Regions from separate parts of the Homo sapiens genome. Here all the other regions are linked to region 3. A link is a loop called in an ENCODE intact Hi-C map of the cell type or tissue named here. Cell type or tissue: endothelial cell of umbilical vein. All regions are shown on one strand. Region 1 overlaps SIAH3 (siah E3 ubiquitin protein ligase family member 3). Region 2 has its middle 73 kb from the start of SIAH3. Region 3 overlaps LCP1 (lymphocyte cytosolic protein 1).

Region 1 (4,000 bases), 320 kb before region 3:
TTCTAAAATTTATATGGAACCAAAAAAGAGTGCGAATAGCCAAAGCAATATGAAGCAAAAAGAAGAAAGTTGGAGGCATCACACTACCTGACTTCAAACTATACTACAAAGCTACAGTAACCAAAACAGCACGATACTGGTATAAAAACAGACCATAGACCAATGGAACAGGATAGAGAACCCAAAAATAAAGCTGCACAATTACAATAATCTGATCTTTGATAAAGTTGACAATAACAAGCAATGGGAAAAGGACTCCCTATTCAATAAATTGTGCTGGGATAATTAGCCAGCTATATGCAGAAGAATGAAAATGGACCTCTACCTTTCGCCATATATAAAAATTAACTCAAGATGGATTAAAAACTGAAATGTAAGACCTCAAACTATAAAAATCTTAGAAGAAAACTAGGATATACCATTCTGGACAGTGGCCTTGGCAAAGAATTTATAACTAAGTCCCTAAAAGCAATTGCAACAAAGACAGAAATTGACAAGTAGGACCTAATTAAACTAAAGAGCTTCTGCACAGCAAAAGAAACTATTAACAGGCTAAACAGACAATTTATAGAATGGTAGAAAATATTTGCAAACTATGCATCTGACAACAGTCTAATGTCCAGAATCTATAAGAAACCTAATTCAACAAGCAAAACCAAATAACCCCATTAAAAATGGGCAAAGGACATGACAGACACTTCTCAAAAGAAGACATACATGTGACATACAAATATATGAAATAATCCTCAACATCATTAATCATCAGAGAAATGCAAATCAAAACCACAATGAGATGCCATTTTGTCCCCATCAGAATGGCTATTAAAAAGACAAAAAATAACATGTTGATGAGGTTGTGAAGAAAAGGGAACATTTATATACTGTTGGTGGAAATGTAAATTAGTTCAGCCACTGTGGAAAGCAGTTTGGAGATTTCTCAAATAATTTAAAACAGAACTACCATTTGACCCAGCAATTCCATTATGGAGTATATATGCAAAGGAAAAGACATTGTTCTACCAAAAAGATAAACACACTCATATTTTCATCACAGCACTCCTCACAATAGCAAAGACATGGAATCAACCCAGGTCCCCATCAATGGTGGACTGGATAAAGAAAATGTGGTACATATACACCATGGAATACTACACAGCCATAAAAGTGAATCGAATTATATCCTTTGCAGCAACATGGATGGAGCTAGAGGCCATGATATTAAGCGAAGTAATGCAGGAACAGAAAACCAAATACCACATGTTCTCACTTACAACAGGGAGCTAAACATTGAGTACACACGCATATAAAGATGGCACCAATAGACATTGGGGACTATGAGAGTGGGGAGGGTGGAAGGAAGACAATGGTTGAAAAAGTATCTATTGCGTGCTATGCTCACTACCTGGATGACAGGATTATTCATATACCAAGCCTTAGTGACACGTCATTTACCCATGTAACAAACCTGCACATTTACCCCCTAAACTTAAAAGCTGAAGAAAATAAATAAAAATTTAAAGGTATGTGAATTTTATTTCAATAAAACTGTTACACTAATAGTAAAAGACAGAAACTTCCTTAACAAGTAGACTGACATTTTTAGTGGGTACACTCTGGAAGCATCACTGAAATCAGAAACAAACCATGAATGTTCACTATATTACTGTTATTTAACATTCCACAGGAAGTAGCCAATGCAATTTGATGGGAAAAAGAAATAAAAGGTATAAAAGTTTGGAAATGAGAGAACCAACTGGAAAAAATCATAAAATTTGAAGAATTCAGTAAAGCACAAATTTAGTAAATACAAATCAATAATTTTCACACTTTCAAATAAGAAGTAGCTGTTCATATTAAAAATAATACCTTGGAATAAATTTTATAGGAAACAGTCACAGGCTATAAGAAAAAAACGTAAAATGCTACAGAAGAACTCTAAGAAAGAATTGAATAAATAAAAGTATCATCTATTCAATACGATGATTCACTGTTATAAATATGTTGACATTCCCTAAAATTAACAAGATTGTAATAAATACACCAGAATACTAAAAAAAAAAAACTCAAGTGATTTAAAAAGTTTATATGAAAAAATAAATGTGCAATTATAGTCAGATTGCTGAAAAATAAATAGTTATGAAGGAGACTATTCAATAAAATTGTAAAACATAGAATAAAGCTACAGTATTAAAACATGGTGATTCAAGTGCATGAGAAAACAAAGCAGATTGTTAGAACAGCACAGAGAACCAAATACTTATAGTTCTATTTATTAGATTTAGTAGAGCAGGAAGTTTAGCATTGTATATTATTAGAGAAAAAAAAATCCCCTACTCCTACTGAGTTTTTAAATCTGTATTCCCCATTCGTCTAGAGAGGCATAGAAGCAAGAGAGAACTTAGGGACCTAGAGAAGACTCAGTGTAAAAAAGTCAGGACACAGCAGCAATTTGCTGTGACCAATGACTGGACACCAGATGGCAGCAAGGACTCTCAGTGGTGTCAATATGGATGGATGACAACAGCTAGAAAGAATGCCCTCCAAATCGAATCATTGACATTGCATATGCCCAGTAGTGTATTAGCTCACAAGAGCTAATTGTTGAAGTTTTAGAAATTTTGTGAGCTGATTGTTAAACACAGCCATTGTTAAAATTAAACAAACAGAATTAAATAACTTATATTAACAACCCAGGTAGTAAATACTCAAAGCTCATTACTTCCTAAATATTTTATTATATTTTGCTATTAAATGTGTTCTTGAGGTTGCTTACATATCTGTAAATCTGTATTTGTATCTGTATCTATATGGTAGAAATACTAAAAACCTCTTCCCAACTTCATGTGCGGTGATGTTGTGTTGGTAGCTTAAAATTAGTCATGGTGGGAATATTTACACCATGGAAACTGGCAAATGCTATAAATCAGGGCTTGATTTTCTGTTTTGTTGATTTTCTAGAGTAGACTGAAGAAAGTGATGAAGAAAATGTTAATAAGGGCAAACTATACCTAAAAGTGTCCTGGTATATAGGTGTTACTTTGTGTTAAACAGCACAAAAAATTACAGAAATAGTCTTTTAGTATCCTAAGACTATTATCCAACTCAGCAAATAAATAGTTCACGTCACTGAGCAGTGAGTGATAATCTGACATTTATCTTTGTTGTTTCACTTTTATCTGTTAACATAAAAGAAAACATCAACCAACATTCATATTTAAGTCACACACATTCATCAATGACATGGTGACTTTTTCTATGAACTAGATAGCCAACATAGTCTAATTTTGTTAAACAACGGCTGAATTGTAACTGTAGGTTGGCTACAGATACAAGAGTTCAACAAAACCAATAAATACATTCTGTGTAGTTATATGAAATTTAAAATAAAGAATATTGTATATTTTGTTATTATTTGTAAATTGTATTACACATACTTTATATCAGTAAAATTTATAATAAACTTATGTCCATATGTACGTGCATACTTTTATCTACCAGAACATTACTTCATAGGCCCCCCAAAACTTGGACTCAACACTGGGCACAGTAGGGAATCTCCATCCTGGTTAAAATTAGGTTTCCATTCTTGATGGAATGGGAACCAGAATATATATTAAATTCAGTTATAGAGAAAAGAATGTTATATCTATTGCACATCTCAAATTATGAATATGTTTAAGACTTGTACCCATTTCGCATCTGATAAGGCAAAGTAAACCTAAAAGCTAAACAAGGAGGCTCTGAGGCCTCCATTTTCGCCTTCGGCAGTACATCCCACACAGTGAATGAGTGGGCTTCCAACCCTATTGTAACAATATTGATGATCCCTGCCTGGTCCTGACTCATAAAAGAAGTTGATGTGGGTCAATGACTCCTGAAGTGGACATAAATCCTGAGGCTGCGCTGCATAACCTCTGAACTTTCAGTGACTGCTGCCTCAAGGTAATTGCCTAAGCCTCTAGGACTTAAGGTGGGGAGAATGCGTGTGTTGGGGGCTCCG
Region 2 (4,000 bases), 200 kb before region 3:
CAGGAGTTCAAGACCAGTCTGGCCAACATGGAGAAACCCCGTCTCTACTAAAAAAAAATACAAAAATTAGCCAGGTATGGCAGTGCGCACCTGTAATCCCAGCTACTCGGGAGACTGAGGCAGGAGAATCACTTGAGAATCAGTTGAACCCAGGAGGAGGAGGTTGCAATGAGCCGAGATCGCACCACTGCACTCCAGTCTGGGTGACAGAATGAGACTTCATCTCAAAAACAAAAACAAAAACAAAAAAGCAAGTTGCAGATCAAGCACAGAGACAGGAGACCACCCTGTACTTGTTCTCTTAGCCTTTTTTTGAAATGCTGGAGCAGCAGCTAGCTTGCCAAGTCCTAAGACTGTCTCTGATGGAGAGGGACTCCTTCAGCTATCCTCTGCCCGGGCCCCTTTCCCAGGAATAGCACTGACCATTGAGTCTAACACCAGCCTCTAGAAGAAAATGAAAGGGAAAGGGAATCTAGCTGAGGTGCTGGCCAGCCATGCTGGTAAGGTGCCTGGTTGGAGCTGCTGCATTGGAGCCACAGGTACCTTCGCTTCCTGACCATAAGCTAAGCCACTCGACCTTCAGAAGCTCTGGTTTCATCATCCATAAGGTCTAACTCACAGGACTGTTGAGAGGACCAAATGAGATAGCACATGTGGCAGCGCCTAGCAGATAAAACGTGCCATTGCCCACCACCTCCATTTTCTTCATATTCTCCCAGGCGGTGGGAATGCAGACACTCAACTGCCAGTGGGCAGTTTGCGAGTGGGCCGTGGGGTGACAGCCAGGGCAGCCCACAGCCCCCCATGCAGACACAAGCCTGAGGGGTCCCCGGCCACCGCCTGGCCCTGCCTGTCTGCCCACTTTCCCCTCCACTTGTTTCGCTGCTCCCTGTTCACCCTCTTCATCCTTCCCCATCTTTCAATGAGGAGGGGAGAAAGGAATGTGTTACTTACTACATACTATGGATTGTGCTCTGTGAGTTTCATTAACTAATTTAGTCTCAGTAAAATCACCATTTTATAGATGATGAAAAGGGTGTGGAGTTTGAGTAACTTGCTCCAAGCCACAGGGATAGCAGAGGTGGGACCAGGCTTTACACTCTGGCAGGCTGACTCCAAATTCTCTGCTGTTAAACTTACTATTCTATCATTCAGTAGTTCTCAGAGTGTGGTCCCGGGACCAACAGTATCAGCATGACCTAGGAAATTTTTAGAAATGCAAATTCCTGGGCCCCGCCCCCAGACTTACAGAAACTGAAGCTTTGGGGTGCGGCCCAGCCATCAATGTGTCCCCAAACCCTCCAGGGGACTCTGAGCACACTGAAGTTTGAGAACCTCTCTCCACTGTGTCTCCCAGCAAACCTGGTGTCCCATTGTTTTCTAAGTTGAAAAACTTAAAAAATGAAATCGGCTACAGCTGATAACATCTTGTTTTTAAGGGTATTGGTTGCAATTTGATGGAAAATATTGATGTGGAGGTAAAGAGTGAGGCTGGCTGGGAAAATACAGGCCTGTCTCCAGGTACTTGTTGAGAGGGGAAAAGAACCATAGGTGCCAGGGAGAAACCTGGGTCTCAAATGGGTCTCTTTCTCATTCCACACTTTTGACCTGCTCACGCAAATATTTTCTTAAACCCTCTATTAGATTGCTGTCTCCCAGGCAAGGCCTTGATCATTAATAATGCAGTTCAGCACAAAAAGCCTGGAGATGCTCATTTTATTTTATGTTTATTCTGCTTCTTTCATTCCTCTTGACACAAAGGCCCACGCATATATATATATATATATATATATATATACACATACACTTATTACCCTTGATTCAACCTTATGTTTACAAAATCCATTTCTAAAAGTTTTTGAGCATTGGTGTTTCTCAGAGCTGTCATGTATGGATGCACAGGCTGTGCACTGCACAACTAGGAGGAGCCATTTACAGATGCAACTATGCACCTGGCCCCTGGAGTTGTGTGATGCTGCGGCTCTGCTGCTAGTGCTGCTGCCTCTCACCACCCTGACAGCTGACTTTCACTGTCAGTCTTCTGCCTTCCTTGTTGGCCTCACCTTCTCATCTAAGCCTTGCCTTCTTTTTCTCTTCCAAGCCTCTCCTGCTTCAAATTCTTGCCTCAGGACTGAGGGCTACCCGGCCCCTGCCTCACCCCCTGTCCCCAGGGGCCTCTCAGTCTATACAATGTTGAACTTGCCTGCTCAGGGCTCCACAGGCTCTGGATTTCCAAGATAGAGCAAAGTCTCCTGTGGGCTCTCTGGCTCTTCACCATTCTAAACTCCCCAGGGCAAGTAGGAAAAGTGAGACTGTCCCAGATAAAGCCACCAGGAGGTGATGTCTGGCTGCTACTAAATATTGTTAGTAAATGACGAGTTCCATTTATGTATGTATTTATTTATTTAGAGCCTGGAGTGCAGTGGCATGGTTATGGCTCACTCTACCCTCAACCTCCTGTGTTCAAGCGATCCTCCCACCTCAGCCTCCAAAGTGTCTGGGACCACAGGCATGCACCACCATGCCTGGCTAATTTTCTTATTTTTTTGTAGAGCTGGGGTCTCACTATGTTGCCCTGGTTGGTTTTGAACTCCTGGGCTCAAGCCATCCTCTTGTCTTGGCCTCCCGAAGTGTTGGGATTACAGGTGTGGGCCACCACACCTGGCCAGAGTTCTTATGAGAAGCAAAAGCCTCCATGTGTCTGTATTATAAACATGAATGGACACCTGAGCAGCCCATGAGAAGCATATCTGGTCCTAGACAGTGTGAGGAAATGACAGTCGTGCCTACGGTGCCTTTGCTAATCCCATTCTGTGTGTGTGGTAAGGGGCTGGGCAGGAGAGGGGAGATGATCTTATATGAGAACAGCTGCTGCCTCTTAGAAGTTTGCTTCCTTGGCTTCACCTGGGAGCTCACGGCTCCCTTACGCATCTGTTTCACATTTATTTCTTGCGTACCTAGGGGTTGTCTGAGTGTTTGCTTTTGGAATTAGAGGAGAGAAAGTAAATAAAATATCAACTCTGGATATTATAGATCCTTTTGATTAGCATTTAAAACCCTTCAGCCATGTGTTCAGGGCTGATTCCCTCCATCCAGGGGCTAAGTGCTGGCCATCCACCATGTTTTAAAAAGCAGGAACCAGCCAGGCACAGTGGCTCATGCCTGTAATCCCAGCACTTTGGGAGACGAGAGCATCACTTGAGGCCAGGAGTTTGAGACCAGCCTGGGCAACATAACCAGACCTCATCTCTACAAAAAAAATTTTGTTAATTAGCCAGATGTGGTGGTGTGCACCTGTGCACCTGTAATTGCAGCTACTCAGGAGGCTGAGGATGGGGGATCTTTTGAGCTTGGGAGGTGGAGCCTATAGTGAGCCATGAACCATTATTATACCACTGCGTTCCAACCTGGGCAGCAGAGGCCTGTCTCTAAAAATAATAATAATGATAAATAAGTAAAGTAAAGTGAAAATCAGAGACTTGCTTCTGTTATTTTCTCCAAGACAAGTTTACTGGTTCTAAAAGGCATTCTCAAAGAACCACCCTCTGGGGCCCCTCCCTATGTTTCTGTCTCTTCAATATAAATTCTTCCATGGACAGAAAAGAATTTGGCTTTCAGTTTGGCTCTACTGACCAGTTCTGCGTCCTTAAGAAAACATTTAGGGTCTCTGAGCCGCTTGGTTTCATCCATTTATTTTCCACCTATAACATGGAAATAATGAAAACAATTGCATTTGCCTCATGGGGTTGTTTAGAGGATGCCAGCAGACTTTTTCTGCAAGGGGCCAGATAGTAAATATTCTAAGCTTTGCAGGCCATAACAGTCTTTGTAGCAACTACTCAACTATGCCCTATTAGGGAAAGCCACCACAGACAATGCATCAAAGAATAGAGTTGGGTGTGTTCCAATAACAAAAACACGCAGCCAGCAGAAATTGGCCCACTGGTGGTAGCTAAATCAAGCAGATGACGCAAGAAATGTGTATGAAAGTAAACTGTAA
Region 3 (4,000 bases):
ACAGCTTAGGCACAAAAGCCCAGCTTCCCATCTGCTGTGTGGGTGGGTGGCTCCTCTGCAGGTCAAAGCGTGATCATGCCAAATCGACGGCCAGCTTCTCTGTCACAGCAGCCTAACTGAGGAAGTTGGCTGCAGCAGAACTCCTCTGCATCCCCGCAGTGCACCCCCACTTCTTCCCAAGTAAGGCCCCGCCAAGCTGGAGAGGAGATCTCGGGCGCTGCTCACCCCAAAGATTCCTCCTCGAATCAGTCTGGACATTGTTTTGCACCAATCCCCAAGTCTGACTTTGGTTTATGATCGGGTTTGTTGGGGCTCAGAAAAAAATGAAACCCCAAAGTGTGGCACTTTGGTGTGCAGAGTACTTTGAACTAAAGGAGACTGGAAAGCCTCCAAGGAAACCTCAGAAACAAGGTCTCCCTCTCCGATCTTCTCCTGCCCTCCTGTCTCCTCCTCTTCTTTCTCCCCTGAAGCAACTCGCAGAAAGCAGAATTCCTCTTTCTCAAGGAGGGTCATAGAAACTAGAACCCCTTTCCCCCAAAGCAAGCCATAAAACCCTAGAAAAATTACTCTAACCTTCCCCTGCCTTTCTGTGTAGACAGTGACGGTAAAGAAATTCTCTGACCTACCTTGCCTGATAGTAGGTAATAAGACCCTCATTCCAGGGGGGTCCTGCCCTGATCCCTGGAGGAAAAAATGCTACAGACTGCAGCCAAGAAGAATCGGAACACACAGGCCTTGCTGGGCTTCCCCTTCCATTTATTAGCCTTAGATCACAGCCTTTTGCCCAATCACATTTCTGCCTGGCCGTTCATTCTGCATTAAATCTAAGCATAAAAATGAACAGTTTTCCTTGGATCTTTGGGTTTTCATTTCTAAAAGCTCCCATGTCATGTAAAACTTTGATGAAAGAAATATGTTACCCTTTTCTCTTGTTACCCATCTTTTGTCATAGTATTGGCCGTGACTCTTATGATAGGTGAGGAAAGGTATCACACCTCTTCACTCCTACAAGTTCAGTGTATTTCTGAGTTTGGCTCTCAGCTTTAATTTTATTCCCTGCTTTGCCTAACGGAAATTTATTCTTCAGTTTTTAGCTAAACTATTTCTCCTCAGACTGTTTCCTGTCATAAACTCATGTCTCACCCTGCCCTTCTTTTTATCACTCGTCACATCTGTTATTTTAATTGTTTAACTTCCGTCTTTCCTAAGACAGGCATCAGCTGAGCACAGTGCCTGTTTAGTTCATAGGCACATTCCTAAAACCTTGCACTGTGCCTTGCACATACTAGGCACTCGAACGTGTTGGAGGAATGAATGAATGAACGATTTATAGCACACTGTCAGCAAACTTTCAAAATGAAACATCCAGAGACACCTAATATAGGGAACATTTTATTTGGAAAGATTTTGAGCATCATTCTCTTTTCATTTTTTATTAAGGCAGTAACATTCTTTCTTCCTGGAGGCGGAGGGGGGAAATCATCTGAGGCTACAGTAAGTTCAATCTGAAGTCAAAACCAACCAATTTGTATTCAGAAGCAGCAAAAATACTGGTTATGGGCTGGGAGGAGCCACATGTTGGCTTTCTGAGTCCACTGCCAAGGAACAGATCCAGAGCAATGCATTTCAATTGCTTTGAAAAATGGCTAAGTTCCATTACATACCACCACTAAAGAAGATACCTCATTGATGGAGCTTTTCACCATGATAGAGGGCGTCTTGCATTGGTTCACAATGGCCTGTTGCTTTTTAGCCTTCAGTTGGTTTAGGGGGAAATTGCTCAACCTATGAGACCTGCTCAAATTCATACTGTTCTGGTTTTGCTTTGGAATTCTTTGTCCAGTAAATTAGCTCTTCATAACGCAGTTCCACCATTTCTTATCCAGCATAGATTCATTCTGCCCTTGACAGCTGGCTAGGTGTGTGTGTATGTGAGTAGGGGTGCTATTGATTGGCACATATTGTCCCCCCTGGAGTTTAGGGGTGGCAGAAAGCTTTTATAGTACCAAAAAAGTAAACATTGATAATATGGCCTGACAACAATCAGATATGCTAAGCTCTAGAAGCAAAAGCAAGGTAGGATTGCCTCCAAATGTTGACAGGTATTAGCCATACCACAGTAACTAGATCTAATGTGAGGGCTAAATGCCTGGAGAGGCAGAACCCTAAAGGATGCTTAGTTATAGCTCCATGCTGCCGCCGAGTGGCTTGATGCTCCATTACACCCTCCTTGGATCCAACCTTCCATTAAGGCTGAAGGCTCTAGAGGGCAGAGTATTCAAGATGTTAGATCTGGTCCAAGCCCAAATTCTAGAGTTAAAAGCAGAGGGGTTCTTAGTGGCTGAAAAAAAACAAAACCTGATGACATTTGGGACTCCAGTTTTGAGGAAAGGCTCTGATGATGAGGCTTACTTCTGCAGGCTACCAGAGACTCCTGAGACTTCAACAGCTTGACTGATTTATCACACACTCCAAGTGGCCCAGAGACAAGGACGGCCAGAAGAGATGGGCCCCCCCGGAAGGCATGGTTCCAAAAGTGTGAGGAGCAAAGTCAAGGGAGGCAGGGTAGGAAGAGGGGACAGAAAGAGGGGCTTGCAACAGATCAAATGCTGACCTCCAGGAACAGGGTTTAGGGCAGGTGTGATGTTTCCCCTCCTGGCCCTCATCTTGAACAAAGAAAAGGGAAGCCACATGAAGCTGGTTTGAAAGATTATATCAAAATTAATACCACTGCAGCTTCTATCCTTGGCTAATGGCAAAAGCGAGAAGGGTACCTGGAAAATAACTTCTTTCTTTTCCTCTAGATTTTCGAAGAAGCAAATAAATCAAGAATAGAAACCTATATATAGGAGGTTGGGCCTCCTGCAAAGAATGAAGCACTTTTTGTTAAATACAGGAGAGGCTACTTGGCTGCACTAATATGTGCTTTTTGGAATCTTATAGAGTGTCACCAAGTTGAACTTTGGAATGGCTTGAATCATCCCTGGAGCATCTGTGCCGGGCAGTCAGGAGTGAGTGCACCGCCTCCCACCCAGCCCCATTGGGCCTCACACCCTCTTCATTCCTTTCCCCATGAGGCAGGCAAACACGGTCATGACCATTTTGGGGTTCACTTCAACCAGGTCTTCTGGCAGGGCATACACTCTTGCTCCAATTTTTCGGGCCATAGAGATGGCATATCTAAAAGGGAGAAAAGAGGAAAAATAAGGAGAGCCTGAGAAACACAACACGAATGGGACCCTGGAGGGTCACAGTCACAGTCGTTCCATAGTCAGGACAGAACTCACTCCTGCAGTGGCTGGAGTCAGTCACCAGCATCCTCACACTTTTGTGGACAAATTTTGGCTCAACCAAAGATTCTGACAAAGCATCAGACTTGCTGGCTAGTCTCGTGATCATTATCAAGTGTATTATTTGTCCTTGGAGACCTCTTCAGCTCCTGCCTTTTTTTTAAGTTAAGTTTTTTTTTTTTTTTTTGTAGAGACAGGGGTCTCACTATGTTGCCCAGGCTGGGCTTGAACTCCTGGCCTCAAGAGAAGCTCTTGCCTCAGCCTCCCAAAGCACTGGGATTACAGGTGTGAGCCACTACAGCACGTGCTGCCACTTTTGATACTCACACCAGGAGTATTCTCTTGGGCTACATAGCAGCATAGCAGAAAGAGTCACAGAACTGAATAAACATGTGTGCTAGGAAAAGTTTGCAGACTACATTTCAACTACAGTAACATTTTGACAAGGAACAAAAGAGGAAAAATGTATAATATCCTGACCTTGGCCAGGCGCGGTGGCTCACGCCTGTAATCCCAACACTTCGGGTGGCCGAGGCGGGTGGATCACAAGGTCAGGAGATCGAGACCATCCTGGCCAACATGGTGAAACCCCATCTCTACTAAAAATACAAAAAATTAGCCAGGCGTGGTGGCGTGCGCCTGTAGTCCCAGCTACTCAGGAGGCTGAGGCAGGAGAATCGCTTGAACCCGGGAGGCGGAGGCTGCAGTGA

What was found. Hi-C counts contacts between places; a loop is a spot of excess contacts. Peaks named below come from ENCODE experiments on the same cell type or tissue, not always from the same donor. Only the 100,000 strongest peaks of a DNase experiment are listed, where the experiment ranks them.
Region 1: a loop joins it to region 3, with 21 times the contacts of the local background. A loop is called at or near these places in 51 of 110 quality-filtered maps.
Region 2: it touches region 3 in a loop (15-fold over the local background); 6 of 110 quality-filtered maps call a loop at or near these places.

What each region holds. Positions count from the first base shown.
Region 1 is chr13:45,805,228-45,809,227 of GRCh38, forward strand. The region is part of intron 1 of SIAH3 (siah E3 ubiquitin protein ligase family member 3); the gene reads right to left. Among named protein-coding and RNA genes, the nearest start is that of SIAH3, 45 kb to the right of the region's middle. In endothelial cell of umbilical vein, a CTCF peak has its summit at 2,456 (motif pointing right); a DNase peak (open chromatin) is centred at 2,504; H3K27me3 peaks cover 229 bases.
Region 2 is chr13:45,923,028-45,927,027 of GRCh38, forward strand. No RefSeq gene overlaps it. Among named protein-coding and RNA genes, the nearest start is that of SIAH3, 73 kb to the left of the region's middle. RefSeq lists enhancers at 273-781, 782-1,289, 1,299-1,348. In endothelial cell of umbilical vein, a CTCF peak has its summit at 2,327; no DNase peak of the experiment used is centred here.
Region 3 is chr13:46,124,544-46,128,543 of GRCh38, forward strand. It overlaps LCP1 (lymphocyte cytosolic protein 1), which reads right to left. Exons shown (of 16, transcript NM_002298.5): 16 at 1,380-3,180. The coding sequence ends at 3,048. Among named protein-coding and RNA genes, the nearest start is that of CPB2, 22 kb to the left of the region's middle. RefSeq lists an enhancer at 908-1,017. In endothelial cell of umbilical vein, a CTCF peak has its summit at 2,232; DNase peaks (open chromatin) are centred at 1,188 and 2,208; H3K27ac peaks cover 1,738 bases.